Linked DNA regions of Mus musculus: region 2 is linked to region 1. A link is a contact called in ENCODE POLR2A ChIA-PET data. All regions are on one chromosome and are shown on one strand. Each heading gives the region's core, a stretch centred on a gene start or an enhancer-like site at or near the end of the contact. The rest is flanking DNA. Distances are from core to core; before and after follow the strand shown.

Region 1 (3,712 bases), core at 227-2,726:
TCAATCCCAGCATTTCAAAGGCAGGAGGATCACTGTGAGTTTCAGGCCATCCTGGGTTACCTAGCAAGGCACTGATCCAGAAAAGGAAAAAAAAAAAAAAAAGAATAAGTAAAAGCAAAACACAACTTTAAGCACCTACTGTAATGCAGAGCCCAGGAGGCATGACAAGTATGTCTAACAGCCGGTGTGTCAGCCAACAGAGGTGAGCTTAAGGCAAAAATACTTATTATGATAACCTTCATTGCCTGCAAGCCCCACTAGACTCTAGCCTAAACTCGCAAATCCCACAAATTTAACCCTCAGAGTATTGTAGCTGAATCATTACATCCACCAGTTAGAAGAGGCAACTTAGAACTCCGAGGCGGTTAGAGGGGGTTTGCATGCAGCAAGCTCATCTTTCCTTCAAGACCCGGTGCAGATTGTCTGAGTGGATAGGGAAGGGCGGTCCTCAGGAGGGCAAACTTCTAGATTTCTGCTTTATTTGGCCTGGCAATCCTTACCTCTGTCAAAGCCTTTCTTTCCTGTTCTCTTTCCTGGGTTGATATATTATTTTAATATACTAGTGGGCATGGGTGGATTTGAGCAACAATGGCTTTTAATCCTCCTCCCCCCCCCCCCCCGACAGGGTTTCTCTGTATAGCCCTGGCTGTCCTGGAACTCACTTTGTAGACCAGGTTGGCCTCGAAATCCGCCTGCCTCTGCCTCCCGAGTGCTGAGATTAAAGGCGTGCGCCAACAACGCCCGGCTTAATTCTCCTTTTAGGGTGGAAAACTCTCATGATGTTGGTTTTTAAGAATCCAGCCTTGTGGCGCATGGAGGCGCGTGCCTGTAACCCCAGCAACCACGTCGATGATGCAGAAGGATCCTGAAGTTTACGGCCAGAACTCAGTTGGACTCTTGTCTTAAAAGAGCTACACCCTCAAGTGTGTGAGATATCAGCTGTGGATCCTTCATCATGAAGTCCCTGCGCGTAGGCAAAAAACTGGGTTAGGATCCCGAAGGAAAAGGCGATCTGGCCGAAGAATAGGGCGATCAAACCTTGGAGTGCGGCGATCTGGCCAGGGGGCGGGGTGAACTGGCCTCGGGGACAAGCGAGGTAGCGATGGGGAGGGGCGAATTGGCCGTGGGGCGGAACTAGCTGGTCTTGTGTTTGGGCGAGCTGGGCGTGGGGAGGGGCGAGTTAGTCGCGCGGAGAGAAGTTCTGGGCGTGTCGAGTGAGCAGGCCGTGGAGCGGGGTTGGCTGTGGGGGCGTGGAGAGGTGTGAGCAGGCCCTGGAGAGGGCGGAGTTGGCTGTGGGGGAGGGACGATCTGGACGTGAGCTGCCTGTGGGACGCGGCGATCTGGCCCTGGGGAGGGGCTATCTGTCTGTGGAGAGGGATGAGCTAGTCTTGGGGCGGAGTGAACTGGCCTCGGGGCGGAGCGATCTTGAGTCCAGCCCCCTCCAGGCTCGGGGAAGTGACGTGTGCGGACAAAGGCAGAGGCCGCGAGGTGTCTGGTCCGGTAGAGTGGTGGCGGCTGCTGTGGGCTACGGTCTTTGCCAGCCTCCTTCTCAACCCGTCCTTTTCTCTCGGGTCCCTGGAGCCCCGACCCAGGTAAGTATCGCGAGGGACGCGGCCAGGGAGGAGGGAGGTGCTCACCCCAACTGCCTGAAGCGGTGAGGCCCCGTCGTCAAGTGACCTGGGCCTGGCCCTGGCCCACGTGCACGTCCCATGGAGGTTCACCGATCAGACCTGGGCAGGGACTCTGGTGACCACGGATTGGGTTGGAGGAAGCCACGTTGGTGGAGGCTGGCAAGACGTATCTTCACTCGCGCCCGTACATCACTTTCCAGTCCTCAGTTTCCCCTCTGAGATAAGGAAAGCAGCCACTGCAAGGTTGGTGTGTGGAATCGGCGCCGTGCTTGGCTCAAGTCCTCGCAGTTAAGTGCTTGGTTGCACGGGTTGCCATCACGTTTAACTGCCTCCAGCTCTGGCCAACATCGTTACTGTCATGAGCCCTTGAGGCCAAGGTCAGCCTCTCTTCTGCAAGGCTGCCTGCCATCTTTTCCAGATGCTCCAGGCTTTGCTGCTCCACCAACTGTGTGATCATTTTGGTCTTTAATCCTTTTGATAAGGGCCTAGGACAGGTGCTGTAACTGATGACAATGATGTATGGGGTGGGGCACTCAGTGACTGGGGTCTAAGTGAGAAGCCTAAATCCTCTCCTAACTTTTGGTCCTTTCCCAAGTGCTGTTTTAAGGCACATCGTTTCCTTAAGCTGGCTTTCCTGTGTGTGTGCTTGTGTGTGTGTTGGGGGGAGGGGGGATGCTTTCCTGAAGGCCAGAGCCACATAATCAAAAGGTCAGAGTCTGCAGGTGTGTGGTTCTGGGTGTACCCGGAGCTTGTGTTTGCATCTTCTGGACTGACCAAAGGCCACATGATCTCATAGGTGGGCTCCAGCTTTACCAGGGTCTGTGTGATTTGGAGGTTTTAACACGTTTTCCTTACTTGATCTTTTTAACTATGTTTGAACTAGGCAGAGGTGGCACACGCCTCTAATCCCAGCATCCAGGAGGCAGAGGCAGGTGGATCTCTGGGTTTGAGGCCAACCTGGTCTACAGAATGAGTTCTAGGACAGTCAAGGCTACACAGAGAAACCCTATTTCAAAAACCAGACAGAAAGACAGAGAGAAAAATTGTGTTTTAAGATTTTTTTTAAAGATTTATTTATTGCCGGGCAGTGGTGCTGCACACCTTTAATCCCAGCACTTGGGAGGCAGAGGCAGGCGGATTTCTGAGTTCAAGGCCAGCCTGGTCTACAGAGTGAGTTCCAGGACAGCCAGGGCTACACAGAGAAATTCTGTCTCAAAAAACCAAAAAAAAAAAAAAAAAAAATTTGTTATATGTATGCAAGTATACTTTTGATGTCTTCAGACACTCCAGAAGAGGGCATCAGATCCCATTACAGATGGTTGTGAGCTACCATGTGGTTGCTGGGAATTGAACTCAGGACCTCTGGAAGAGCAGCTGGTGTTCTTGACTGGAGCTTGTCTCCAGCCTCCGTGTTTAAGGCTTTTTTTTTTTAAATTATTTTTATATTTGATTATCTGTCTATGGGGGCAGGGCCCAGGAAGGCAAAGGGAAGGCATCAGATCACCAGGAACCGCAGTGATTGCTGGTTTGGAGCTTTTCCACTGTGAGATGCTGAGAAGAGCAGGCAGTGCTCGCTCTAACAGCTGAACCATCTCACCAAACGTCTCTGACAGTGGAGAACTGTACGCTCAAGAGAGTATGTGCCTTCCACAGTGGAGCCTGGGGCTTCTCAGGCTTGTTTAATAACTACAGCTTCTCTATGAAGTTCAGGGTGAGTTTCAGACCAGCCATGGTCTCAGAGTGAAAAGAGGAGGACAGGCACAATGGGTAGGCAGACTGTGTTTATACGCTGTGTAATTCAAATGCTGATTTCTCTGCCTTAGTTATCTTTTTTTAGATGTGGATAAGAATCTCTGGTCTTAAGTCTATGTAAACAGTTTTTTTTTTTACCATTTATTCTCTGTTTTGTCAATGCTGATCTCACCAATACCTGGGCAGAATAGGGAAGAGGGCCGTTCATCTGCCAACCAGAGGAAGGAGATAGGAGAGGGAGATTCGGAGATCATCAGGGAGGATGGGGAATTTGGAGCTATGAAGAAAGGGTCTGGAGAGAGCTCACACGGGCTGTGTCTGGGAGGTGG
Region 2 (3,651 bases), core at 681-3,180, 150 kb after region 1:
TATGGACTCCTGTGAGCCATCATTCAAACCTAGACCTGAGATAATGATCAACCAGACCACCCTTTGACCAGGACAGCTTACCTATGCATGCCTCTTGTCCCTTGTCCCAATTCTTCCTCTATGTAAACCTGAAGCTCATGGCAGTGTCCAGAAGATGGACTTGGGGGTCACCTGCCCCCACCATCTGCTCCTACTCCCAATGAGACACCTGAGTAGAAACTCTTTTATCTGCTTTTCACTCATAAGCATCTCTTTAATTAGCATGCTGGGACAGGAGACTGAGATTAGCCTGCTGGGGCTCTGGGGCCTTACCTTTTTGCCCTATCCCCCCAGAAATAAGGACAGTCGTGGTCAGTGGCTCTGTTGTGAGGTCAGGAGCCATACCTGACCTATTCCCTGCTGTAAGCCTGGTATATGGGTATATGTGCTTTATATAGTGTTGGGCCTGACACACAGCCAGAGTTCACGAGTTATTTATTGCACATTAGTTACTAAAGGAACTCAACCAAGTTTGGCAAAGTCTGGACCAAGTATGTATGGACAATCTATTTCCTTGGGGAATGATCTTCAAGTTGGCTGTATTGTCCCTATTAAAAGCCTGTGGCAGCCAGGCGGTGGTGGCGCACACCTTTAATCCCAGCACTTGGGAGGCAGAGGCAGGCGGATTTCTGAGTTCGAGGCCAGCCTGGTCTACAGAGTGAGTTCAAGGACAGCCAGGGCTCCGCAGAGAAACCCTGTCCCAAAAACAAAACAAAACAAAACACCCAAACAAACAAACAAACAAAAAGGAAAAAAGCCTGTGGCTTCAAATTCTATATCAAGTTGATATAATGAAGGCGTGTGGAGGAGTAATCACACATTTCAGACGGGCTGTTTACAAACTCTACTCTTTACATAAACCACACCACTGCTTGTTTTCTGCATGACCAACTTCGTCGGTTTTTGATTAATACCTCTAATCTTCAGCATAGGCAAAGGCTTTCCCTGCCCCACAGTACCTGGACTTTGATGACTCAGTAGTCCTTGTCCCCTTGCTTGCCTCCCCTACAGCCTGTGTGTCCTGAAAGGCAGGACCAACTCTACTCCATGGATGAATTCCCAGCGGGCAACCTGGGGCCCACTGTGTGGTATGCGCATAGACAAATGTCTGTCTCCCTTGTGAATCCCCCACAGGTGTCCCTATGTGCGTTACATCCCTAGTGCTCAGCCCTGTCTCTCTCACAACAAGCACACATTATTGTTGCTATTATTATTATTATTATTTTATTTATTTATGTATTATCTTATATGTATGTGCACGCCTGAGCTTCTGTACAGCACCGTATACGTGGAGGTGCCCACAAAGCTCGGAGGAAAAGTTCTGGAGGTACAGGCAATCATAAGCCACCAGATGTGGATGCTGGGAGCCCAATCTGGGCTTTTGATTTTTATGTGTGCATAATTTTCCAATAATTTTATTATGTTGTGTGTATGATTGTTTTGCTTGCGTGTATGTCTGTGTCCCGTGTGTGTGTGTGCAGTGCTTACAGAGGCCAAAAGAGAGTGGCAGAACCCCTGGAACTGGTTAGAGACCGTCACAAAACAGGAATGTGGGTGCTTGGAAGTGAACCCAGGTCCTCAGGAAGAGCTAGTCAGTGCCCCTAACAACTGATCCATCTCTGCGTTCTCTCCCTCTCTCCGTCTCCTGTGTGTGTGTGTGTGTGTGTGTGTGTGTGTTTGTATAACAAACCAACCAACAAACAAACAGGACCTCTAAAAGATAGGAATGAAATTCCTTTAATGGTCTCTAGAGGGTTTCCTGACACTCACAACGTTGGTGACAATAATCTCCCCGCCCCTTTCCAACAAGGCGGCTTTCTAGCTAAGCGGAAGTGACAGCGCCGTACCGGAAGTTCAGTCCCTGGGACTGAATCCTGCGCTCGGAGCGCAGCCGCACGGTGCTTCCCTGCGTGCGATGAGACGAATCGGAGCGTTTGGGGGCTCCACGGCCCTGTGGGCGCTGCTGGCCGCCCACGTGGCGGGGGCGTTCGAGCCCGTAAGCGTGGGCATCGCCATCGGGGCCGTGTCGGCGCTCACCGGCTACCTGTCCTATACCGATTTCTACTGCCGCTTCACCGAGTGCTGCCATGAGGAACGGCCCCTCAACACGTCGGGTATGTGCCCGCGGGCCGGTCGGGGCGGGCGGGAGGGCACTGGGAGCTTGGCTCCCGCTCCTGCTGGATGCGGCGCCGCGGGAGACACACACGGCCGGGACCTCGCCACACCTTTGCAGGCCTTGCAATGACCACCTGGAGAACTGAACGCAACGGGGCCAGCTGGTGCGCCCCGCCAGGGGGTGCCAGGCGTGGAGCTCCATCCAGAAAGCCCGCCTGTTGCTCTTGCTGTTTGTTTGTTTTTTTTTCGAGCCATCAGGGGTGGCGGGAAAGCTAGCCCGGAGCACAGCCGCCAAATGGTTCTTCCCTGGATGAAAGAATCTGTGTAGCTTGTTTGACATTTAGATGTTAAGGAGAACTGGCACTTAAGGATCTGACTGTAGGTCCTTATGATTCTGGCTCTGATCTGTGAGATCTCTGCATTTTTCATCCCTTCTGGCCCTGCTGGATCAGTCGCTAACTGTGCCTCTGACTCAGGTACTTTTTTAACCTGTGTTTTTCTCTTTGTTCCGGTGCGGGCCTCCGCAGCCCTCAAGCTGGACTTGGAAGAGAAGCTGTTTGGACAGCACCTTGCCACCGAAGTGATTCTCAAGGCATTGACTGGCTTCAGGAACAACAAAAATTCCAAGAAACCATTGACTCTGTCCTTGCACGGCTGGGCTGGCACGGGCAAGAATTTTATCAGCCAGATTGTGGCTGAAAACCTTTATCCAAAAGGCCTGAAGAGTAACTTTGTCCACCTGTTCGTCTCTACTTTGCACTTCCCTCATGAGCAGAAGATAAAGGTGTACCAGGCAAGAAAACCTACCGATTTTTGATCATATGCCTGGGGTACTTTACTCAGTAGCTCTGGCCTCTGCTTTTCTTTCTCTGCCTTGAAGTGCTCCATCTGGCCTCTGCTTTGCTTTCTGCTATTTATTTGACTGAGTTTTACTGTGTAGGTCTGGCAGGCCTGGAACTCACAGAGATCTACCTACCTCTGCCCTCCAAAGGCTGGGATTAAATGCCTAGCCTCTCTTTATTTATACTTTCTGAGACAGTGCCTCATCGTGTAGTCCAGGCTGGCTTTGGTGTTAGGGATCCAGCTTTCTGAGGGCTGAGATCAACAGGCATCTATCAATTTGCCCAGTTTATGGCATGTGGGAGAGAGGGTGGTTTTAGACAGGGTCTAATGTAGCCCAGGTTGGCTTCAAACTCACTATAAATAGCAGAGGCTGGCTTTGAACTTCTGATCCTCCTACCTTCAACTTCCAAGTGCTGGGATTATAGGTGTGTCCCATCTTCTTTGTTTCTAAAATTGCTATTCCAAAATAATCCAGTGAGGTAGGGGATGCTATGATCATTTAAAGATGGAGCCAACTAGTGTAGGGGTGAGGTGGGGTGGGGTATCATTCCTGGGATAGGGGGAGGGAGGAGGGGACTGAAATCAGAGAAAGTGGACAAGAGAGGCAAGGTGACTTGTCCCTCACAACCTGAACTCCTCACCTCCTGTCTCCAG

What was found. ChIA-PET counts read pairs that join two places held with the same protein, here RNA polymerase II (POLR2A).
Region 2: POLR2A ChIA-PET joins it to region 1 with 17 read pairs in Patski. The contact joins the promoter of Tor1b here to the promoter of Ntmt1 in region 1. POLR2A ChIA-PET finds 5 or more read pairs at or near these places in 3 of 5 experiments (Patski and embryonic stem cell).

Annotation. Positions count from the first base shown.
Region 1 is chr2:30,806,492-30,810,203 of GRCm38, forward strand. It overlaps Ntmt1 (N-terminal Xaa-Pro-Lys N-methyltransferase 1), which reads left to right and starts at 1,477. Exons shown (of 4, transcript NM_170592.3): 1 at 1,477-1,592.
Region 2 is chr2:30,951,071-30,954,721 of GRCm38, forward strand. Tor1b (torsin family 1, member B) reads left to right here and starts at 1,931. Exons shown (of 5, transcript NM_133673.3): 1 at 1,931-2,153; 2 at 2,682-2,947. The coding sequence starts at 1,955.